Regions from separate parts of the Homo sapiens genome. Here region 1 is linked to region 2. A link is a contact called in ENCODE Hi-C data. All regions are on one chromosome and are shown on one strand. The core of a region is the stretch at or near the end of the contact, and the rest is flanking DNA. Distances in the headings are between cores, read along the strand shown.

Region 1 (4,942 bases), core at 1,774-4,273, 2.2 Mb after region 2:
CAATATAGGTGATGTGTACAACTCATGCATTATATTAGAATCAGACATCAGATTGTTATACCATTTTTGATACCAATTTTGACCATCTGGTTAAGGTGGTAACCACTAGCTATAACATTCCTCTGAAGTGCTGGTCTCTAGTTTTAGCACTCATTAATTATACTTTCCTGACATTTATCTCCCTGGGAGTGGTAAGATGGTAGTTTTCTAATTCTATCATCTCTTCTATCTTTATTATTGACTTTTTAATGGATAGCTCCCTACCCACACCCACCCTTTCCCCCCACCCCCCGAGACAGGGTCTCACTCTGTCACCCAGGCTGGAATGCAGTGGTGCTATCTTGGCTCACTGCAACCTCAGCCTCCCTGGTTCAAGCGATTTTCCTGTCTCAGCCTCCCGAGTAGCTGGGATTACAAGCGTGTGCCCCTGTGCCTGATTAATTTTTGTATTTTTAGTAGAGATGGGGTTTCGCGATGTTGGCCATGCTGGCCTCAAACTCCTGGCCTCAAGTGATCTGCCTGCCTCGCCTTCCCAAAGTGCTAGGATTATAGGCATCAGCCACCATGCAGGGCCTTACACCCACCCTTTTTTGTTTTACTGTGAATTTTTTTTTTAATTGCGTTTTATGACCCTTTATGGTGGTGGTTCTCAAAGTGTCCTCCTCAATAAGCAAGAGCAACTTTACCTGGGAACTTGTTACAAATGCAAAACAATCCTAGAGACACCCAGAAATGTGTTTTAACAAGGTCTCCTCCGAATTCTCACGGTTGGATAACCATTGCATTATTATTTTTATAAAAAAAAATTTTGAGACAGTCTTTTTTGTATTTTTAGTAGAGATGGGGTTTTACCATGTTGGCCAGGCTGGTCTCAAACTACTGACCTCAGGTGATCTGCTCACTTTGGCCTCCCAAAGTGGTGGGATTACAGGCGTGAGCGACTGCACATTGCATTATTTTTGTCCCAAATGTGAGCAGTGGAGACACCTGATAGGCAACTGCTTAAAAGGATAAGATTGTGGTGAGACAGTGGAAGGCATCCACTAAGTGGTAAAGAGAAAAAGTTAACAATGGGATCATCCTTTTTGTAAAACAAAATGAAAGGAAACAAGAAAATGTTCCATAAGTTTACATGTAGGAATAGCAAACCTAATGCCTGATTTTACATCCTGTGCTTTTTTTTTTTTTTGAGACAGGGTCTCACTCTGTCACCCAGGATGGAGAGCAGTGGTGCGATCATAGGTCACTGCAGTCCTCAACGGCTGGGGCCCAAGTGATCCTCCCATCTCAGCCTCCTGAGTAGCTGGGACCACAGGTCTAAGTCACCACACCTGTTGTTTTTTTGTTTGTTTGTTTGTTTTTGTTTTAAGTAGAAACGAGGTCTCACTATGCTGCCCAGGCTGTTCTCCTGACTTCAAGCGATCCTTCCGCTTTGGCTTCCCAAAGTGCTGGGATTACAGGCGTGGGCCATCGCCACCAGTCCATTCTGTGTCTTTTGAACTGTTTTTTTGTTTGTTTGTTTGTTTTTCGAGAAGGAATCTTGCTCTGTTGCCCAGGCTGGCGTGCATCTCTGGTGTGATCTCGGCTCACTGCAACCTCTGCTTCCCGGGATCAAAGGATTCTCCTGCCTCGGCCTCCCCAGTAGCTGGGATTACAGGTGCCCACCACCACGCCTGGCTAATTTTGTATTTTTAGTAGAGACGAGGTTTCTCCATGTTGGTCAGGCTGGTCTCCAACTCCTGACCTCGAGATCCTCCCCCCTCGGCTTCCCAAAGTGCTGGGATTATAGGTGTGAGCCACAGCGCCCGGCTTTTTTTTTTTTTTTTGAGACGGAGTTTCACTCTGTCACCCAGGCTGAAGTGCAGTGGCGCGATCTCAGCTCACTGCAACCTCCGCCCCCCCGGGTTCAAACGATTCTCCTGCCTCAGCCTCCTGAGTAGCTGGGATTACAGGCGCCCGCCACCACACGCAGCTAACTTTTGTATTTTTAGTAGAGACGGGGTTTCACCATGTTGGCCAGGCTGGTCTTGAATTCCTGACTTCAGGTGATCCACCCGCCTCAGCCCCCAAAGTGCTGGGAGTACAGGGGTGAGCCACCACGCCCAGCGAATTTAACTTTTGTCAGGAGCCGTATTACATTGACAATGGAGAGGAAGAAAACAGCACAGTATGATCAAGTTTAACTAGTGGGTAATTAGCTGTAAAAGAACTCTCGACTCTTGTTCAAAGAGGTTCAAGCTGCTGTGCTTGTGCGGCAAGGACAGTGTCCAAATGAAAAACTACAAATCAGTCATCTGTCCTTCATTTTCTCCATTCCCCCCACTCACTACACAGCTAAGAAAGCTCAAAGGTACCCTGCAGACACTCAAAACTTGAGGGCACGCAACTCTCAGTTACGAGTGGTGGCAATCATAATGACAGAATGAAGTACCAGTGCAAGAAACTGGAAGCGTGTGGATGTCTCCAGGCTGGAAGTCTGGGTTCGAAATGTCTGCAATGCCTCGCACTTGTGGCCCGTCCCTGATCTTCAGAAGCCACTGGTTTCTCCGCCAAACAAAGGGTATGCACCTCATGGGCTCAGGTCAAAAAAGTCTTCTAAACAACCCTCTAATGTTTATCTTTCACAGCCTGCCGGGCACACCCATCTTCAAAGGCAGAGGACGGAAAAGTGCCAAGATGGATGGACATATGGCTGTCGCCGCACTCCCGTGTCCAAGCGCCAAGGCCGAATGACCACTTAGGTCAGGAGATTTTTCCCCTCCAGGCTGCTGTTCCCGGGAGATGTCCCAACGTCTCTAGTCCAGCCCCTAACTCAGCACTCTACACATCCGACGCTTAACGAAAGCTATTCCAACTTTTTACCAGCCGTCTGCAGTTATTTTCACCAGTAGAGCCCGGATGAAAGAGGAGCCCGTAGTAACCACGGCAACCGAAAAACAAGGCGGAAAGGGTGGGGCCCTGGGCGGAAGGGGCGGGGCCCTCGGGCCTTTTCCCGGCGTCCATTTAGTGGCGGGAAAAGCGACCTTTTCTGAGCGCGTTTGCCTGTTGAGTGGTAGCCTTTCCCCTCAACCAGCAATGGAGGAGCAGCCCCAGATGCAAGACGCCGACGAGCCCGCGGACTCCGGAGGGGAAGGCCGGGCAGGCGGGCCACCGCAGGTCGCCGGCGCCCAGGCGGCGTGCAGCGAGGACCGCATGACCCTGCTCCTCAGGTTGTTCCCTTTGGCCTCCTCAGCCGGGGCCAAGTGGGCGTTGTGGCCCGGAACTCCGCCCTTGCTCAGAAGGGCTAGGGTTCGAATTCACGCTCGGTCACGTCAGGTCTCCGTGATTGCCTCATTCACTTAAACTGTTGAAGCTCTTTCTTCATCAGCGAAAAGGAGAGAAAAATGACCCCCTGGAGAGAGGTTACAAGGGTTAAATGAGATAGTCTAGGAAAGTGTTGAGCACAGTGCCCCGGGCCCTTAGAAGCTGTAATTTCTCCTCCTGTTTCCCCGCCCTCCCCCTACCTCTCTGGTTTACAGACAAATTGAATGCCAGAGCTAAACTGGAAGGAAGGTGCCCCTACCATTTCTTTTAGAACTACGACCCTTTGTAACCCAGAAGCTTTATATGTTATAAATTCTACTAAGCGGACGGTGTTTATACTTTTCCACTAAGCGGTTGCTGGGGAAGATTCGATGAGAAGGGACATTCGTCTTCTAAACTAGTGAGCAGGAGAAGGTCCTGGGCCAAATCTGCCTAACTGCCTATTTTTGTGTGACCACTCAAGCTAAGAATAGTTTTTATGTTTAAGTGTTGCAGGGAAAAGATCATAAAAATATTTCATAACACGTGAACTCTATTAGAAATTCAAGTTTCAGTTTCCATAAACAGTTTTATTGGAGTACAACTTTCCTGCCACAAGGGTGGAATTGAGTAGCTAAAACAGAGACCGTGTGACTCACAAACCCTAAAAAATTTACTATCAGGTCCTTTACAGAAAAAAATTTGCGGTCCTCTGTTCTATATCATAACAGAGGTAGTTTTAAAAAAATCATTATTGGCTGAGCGCGGTGGCTCACGCCTGTAATCCCAACACTTTGGGATGCCGAGGCAGACGGATCACCTTAAGTCAGGAGTTCAAGACCAGCCTGGCCAACCATGGCCAACATGGTGAAACCCCGTCTCTACTAAAAATACAAAAATTAGCTGGGCGTGGTGGCGGGCGCCTGTAATCCCAGCTACTCAGGAGGCTGAGGCAAGAGAATTGATTGAACCCGGGAGGCAGAGGTTGCAGTGAGCAGAAGATTGTGCCATTGCACTCCAGCCTGGGCAATAGAGCAAGACTCTTGACTCAAAAAAAAAAAATTAATTACCATTTTTTTCTTTCTTAAATGTTTTGAAAAATGAAAAGATGTCTATTTCTTTTTTATTGTTTTTTCCTCCTCACCCTTGCTGTCATCTTAAATTACCATTTGCTCATAGTTTTTCTACTTATGTATGATTTTTGGATTTATAGAACAACTGAAAAACTATATGAATTAGTAATCCAAGGATTAGTATCTTTGTTATTTTTCTGTATCTCCTGATAAAAATCTGTGTTTGTAAATACAGTGGTTTGGGGTTTAATCATTTTGGTCTATTCTTTGTATAGCATCCTCAGTTCAGTCTGGCCTATTAAAAATAATCTTAAGCGGCCGGGTGCGGTGGCTCACGCCTGTAATCCCAGCACTTTGGGAGGCCGAGGCGGGTGGATCACGAGGTCAGGAGATCAAGACCATCCTGGCTAACACGGTGAAACCCCATCTCTACTAAAAATACAAAAAATTAGCCGGGCATGGTGGCAGGCGCCTGTAGTCCCAGCTGCTTGGGAGCCTGAGGCAGGAGAATGGCGTGAACCCGGGAGGCGGAGCTTGTGGTGAGCCGAGATTGCGCCACTGCACTCCAGCCTGGGCAAGAGTGCAAG
Region 2 (4,577 bases), core at 607-3,106:
ACTAGTACTAATAGTTTCAGTGCATCTTAAGAGAAATAAGAGATACTTGGGCTTCTGAAGTATCCATTCAAAAAGGATTTACTAATATTAAATGCCTATATAAACTGAGGAGCTGTCAGGTTCTGAAAATATGAAGATCAGTAAAATGTGACTTTAGCCTTGAGGAACTCAGACTAATTGGAAAGACAGCAGTAAACAGTCAATTATACACAGTGTGATCAGCAGCCTGGTTGAAGACTCTAGAGAGTAGAAAGAAGCACATTGTGGGGTGTCCTCTGCTCCAGTCTTATGTCTGTCAGCATAGTATTCTCTTAGCTTCTGTATACTGCCTACATTTATGCGCAGTGTGTGTGTAGACATTGCGTGAAAGGGCTTATGTATGCCATCTCCTCTTCATTTATGTATATCAGCCTCTTACAGGTTGGTCCTATTATGGACCCCATATTGCAGCTGGGGAAAATGAGAAGAGATTTAAGGTCATAGTAAGTGTTGTATCCAGAATTCAGACCCAAAATTTTTGCTCTAAACCAGTGCTCTGTATCACCCCTCTCAGAGAAGCCTTTATCTGGAGCAGTGGTTCCCAACCAGGGGTGATTTTACCTCCCAAGGGACATTTGGCAATGTCCTCAGACATTTTTAATTGTCAGCACTGGCATCTAGTAGGTCGAGGTCAGCAATGTTGCTAAACATCCTCCAATGCTCAAGAAAGCTCCTCAGACAAAGAATTATCCAGCCTATGTCAACAGTGCTGAGGTCTAGAAACTGCTCCGGAGCACAGGGACACTCTTTTGTGTCAGCCTTCAAAACATCTTTTGCAATACTTAGAAACATTTTTTAAAAGAAGAGCATGGGGCAAAAATGCTGGACCAAGCTCATTAATATCTATTGAAGTGTGTTTTGTCATTTAGTGTCCCTGAATGTTTGGGATAAAGTCCCAAATGTAAAATTGAGAAAATAATGCCTTCTTTGTCTACCTCTGTGGGTTGCAAGGATCTGTGGAGGCTCTGTAAGAATGTGAGGAGATAACGCATACGAAAGCCTTGGACATGAAACATCATCCAAAACTCTTGGAGTCCTTGGTGTGAAAATATTAATGTGGGCCACAAGAATTAGATAAAGAAGATCCCACAGCAGGCTTCTTTTTGTTTACCCCGCCTACCTTGTCAGCTTACACCCCCTCTTCCTTCTCTTTATCCTCCCATTTTTGTAAGCGAGTTTGTTCCTGGTATTTACTGCATGGACTAAGCCATTTTTAGATGTATTTTTTGCTGAATATATACTTTTTTGATTTAGTATTTCTTGCCATATTACACCAGACTTAAGGCAGCTAATTTAAATTATATTTTTTCTTTATGTACTTTATACAAACATTCATGGATAGGGGGAGATATTTAAATACCATGCCTTTCTTCAAAATGAATAACAAGAACATTCAGCCCCCTTCATTCTGCCCTTTCAAGGTCTAACGTACTTGAAGGGGCAATACTTGTAGCATTTGCCACATAAATGCCAGGTAGTGTCTTTCCACATCGGGGCTCACCATTACCTAGATCTGTAGTTGCCGGCCATGAAGCCAAACAGGTGTGCACCGTGGTCATTGATGGAACAGATGTAAACTCATAAATTTAGTTTACTGAGGTTTTCGGTGAGTGTGGCTTCCCGTCCGCGTGCTTTTCCTATACAACCAGCGGCGTCCTGGCGGAGGAGTCACTGTGGACTTCCCCGGAGCGTTGTCACTGCCATCCCTCCCGCGGTGAATCACAGGTCGGCCTCAGGTGCGCGCAGCACACACCCGGAGCAGCCGCGGGTTTATTTATTTATTTCCGGGACGGATCCATTCCGGGCTCCGGGGAGGGGGAGCGGCGGCCCAGGCTGCGGGGCTGTCCCGGCACCGGCTGGGGTCGCGCCGCGGCCGCCTGCTCCCTTTCCCGTGAGCCCCCGCTCCTCAGGCGCGGCCGGGGCTGGTGGGGGGTGGGGGATGCAGGAAAGCTGGGGGCGCGGCCACCAAGCTGTCCAGGGACAAGGCCCTGCCGCCTCCTCCCAGCCGGACCCTGGAAGGGTCCACAAAGGTGTCAGGTTCAAGTCCTCCAATAGGCCCATTTTTTAAAAGTGCTTTTAAGTTTCCGCTTTTTTCAGGAGGGGAGGGCAAGAGCAGCTTTTTCTATTCAAATTCTTTTCCTTGTATGTAGATACCAAAAGGAAACTCGGCACTGGGCATGTTCGGATGTGAATGGTTTTGCTGATAAGCAACAGCCTCCGGAACCAAAGCCTCAAAATAGTCGTCTCCCCCGCCCCTCGCAGAAGCGGCGAGTGGTATCTGCCAAACAGATGACAAAGTACCTCCGACTGAATCCCACAGACAGCGCTTTGAGCAGAACGCACGGCTCAACTCATGTAATTACTGTTTATAGCTGGCCGAGCCTGACTAGGAGAGGGCAGACCCGAGAGGAAATCAGTTTCCCGGACCTTTGAGAGGAGGCTGTGTGTTAATTAAAGGCTAGGACGGGACGGGTACTTCTCAGACATGCTCCAAGTTGTTCTTGAGATCACAGTTCCCATCACATTTTCTCTGGAGGGAGTGAGTAGATAATTGGGATTTTTTTTTTATTTTTGGCCTTGTCTTTCTTCCTTTTTTTTACCTCTCCCCATTTTAGTCATATGGCCTTGAACCCACAGTGAATTGAAGAGAGAAAGAAATGGATATGTCTGACCCCAATTTTTGGACTGTGCTCTCAAACTTTACTTTGCCTCATTTGAGGAGTGGGAACAGGCTTCGGCGAACACAAAGGTAAAAACGCGGGGATCTCTGCCTGGAGAGGGAATGCTTTCACTTCCCAGGGGCCCACAGGCGGAGCTGCCTGAGCCCCTCAGGAGCTGGGGTTTTGTGTATTGGGTGACACTTTGAAAAGTTTATGCCCCGCTAGGGGAGGGGGTACTGTTTCAGGTATTTCTTCGTCCTTGTGGTTTCCTGGGTAACCCTGATAAATGTGCTTCTCATAGGTTTTCTCCTTTTGAAATGTGGATAATAAGACATTTCCTTGTGAGAGGTGGGGGAGAAAAAGGGAAAGAGGAGGAGATACTTTGTCTAAGTCTGTCCCTTTGACCTGATCATGTTTATCCATTTCATTCACCCAGTCATTGAGGCTTCTGGTACTTTTCGTTGAGCCCTTCAGATGTTCCTCTCTATTAAATATTTGACCTTTATAAGATGCAGATGTACGATGCAAGGATAGCCCAGGTTAGCTATTTCATACTATCTGTGGAGAGGCAGATCTACATAACTTTGTCATTTTGATTTTTCAATGGTTTGCTGGCATTTATTACTAATACAGGAGTGTCCTTTTCATTTTGTAACGTATATTTGATAGAAAAGATGGGGAAAGAAAAAGAATTTTAATGTCAAGATGAAGCTCATGCCACAAGTGACAGGCAGTTCCAAGAGTTTGCTGACACTTGTGTTGAGAGACTATGACTTTGAAGGAGGCATTTCTCACCACATTTGTGTCCAGCACAGAAAAGTAAGATTGTTGTACTTTTAGAGGGGCACACCTTTTGAGTTGTGTTAATACTGATTCTTTGTTTTCCTTCAAAACTTGCCTTGCATGTACATGTGAACATGCATGAGAGCAACTTTGCAGTCAGATAAACAGGATGCAGGCTCTCAGATTTGGAGCTTCACAATCTCTATGCTTCAGTGTTCAAAGAACCCAAGAAAATGGTTCGTTCTTTTTGGTTATACCTGTAACTTTTTGTAGTATAAATGTGGATATGTGATACTTTAGAAAACTTAGTTTTTCCTTTTGAAGTTTTTCATGGTTTCTTACATTTCAGAAACATCCTGGAATACTCACATACACTGTTTATATACATGGGTGCACACACAAATCACATGTGCACCTGTGTGTATGAGAGAGACATCTGGCAGGTTTCAAAGTCATATTTGCTTTTTGATGCAGTTTGAAGTGTTGATACCACTAAACTATGTTGGATTCTGAAGTTGTACCTTTTAAGTAATGTGACTATGTTTTTCTCGTTCTGCCATATATGGTCAGAGACCCTCTCTTGTAGTATTGCTCATTTTGTAGTATTGCTCATCAAGTTGTGTCAACCATGCACCAAACCTCCAAGACAACTAATAAAGTTGAAGAGAGATACATGCTACACATGAACTAGGCCACTGCTCAACATGGTGATAATTCGTATGATTTCTTACCATTTCAGCTGGACAGAATCCCTTAAATATTTCTGAGTTGTGTAGTCCTGGCTGCGGTACAGCCTCTACTCTTACCTGGAACCAGTTCTTAGGGAGAGAAGTCTGTTCTGGCATCGTATGTGTGTGTCTGAACCCGTAGAGCAGTTGGAGCCTTTCTTCTTCCTACCTACCTGTTGATAGTATTATTGGAGAGAGTCAGATGCAGGAGGATTCTCAGGCTGCTCTGAGCCTGGCTTTAGGGCAGTACCTGTCCAGCCTGAACACTCCAATTCAGACAGCTCACACTGACAGAGAGCCTAGATTCTAAGGAAACCTGAATTCTTCCCAGTAAAATGGGAGAGCATTGGGTGGGCTGTTTCCACCC

What was found. A loop is a pair of places that touch in the nucleus more often than their neighbours do. Pooled maps may share reads with other maps.
Region 1: a pooled map shows a loop between it and region 2 (13-fold over the local background). The contact joins the promoter of CENPH here to the promoter of MAST4-AS1 in region 2. A Hi-C loop is called at or near these places in 5 of 50 pooled maps.

What each region holds. Positions count from the first base shown.
Region 1 is chr5:69,186,560-69,191,501 of GRCh38, forward strand. It overlaps CENPH (centromere protein H), which reads left to right and starts at 3,024. Exons shown (of 9, transcript NM_022909.4): 1 at 3,024-3,209. The coding sequence starts at 3,076. It overlaps LOC112267932 (a long non-coding RNA gene), which reads right to left and starts at 2,918. Exons shown (of 2, transcript XR_002956215.2): 1 at 2,432-2,918. RefSeq lists enhancers at 2,636-2,875, 2,803-3,097 and a silencer at 2,956-3,075.
Region 2 is chr5:67,002,298-67,006,874 of GRCh38, forward strand. MAST4-AS1 (MAST4 antisense RNA 1) reads right to left here and starts at 1,857. Exons shown (of 2, transcript NR_111908.1): 1 at 1,547-1,857. All of the region lies in intron 4 of MAST4 (microtubule associated serine/threonine kinase family member 4), which reads left to right. RefSeq lists a silencer at 1,735-2,074.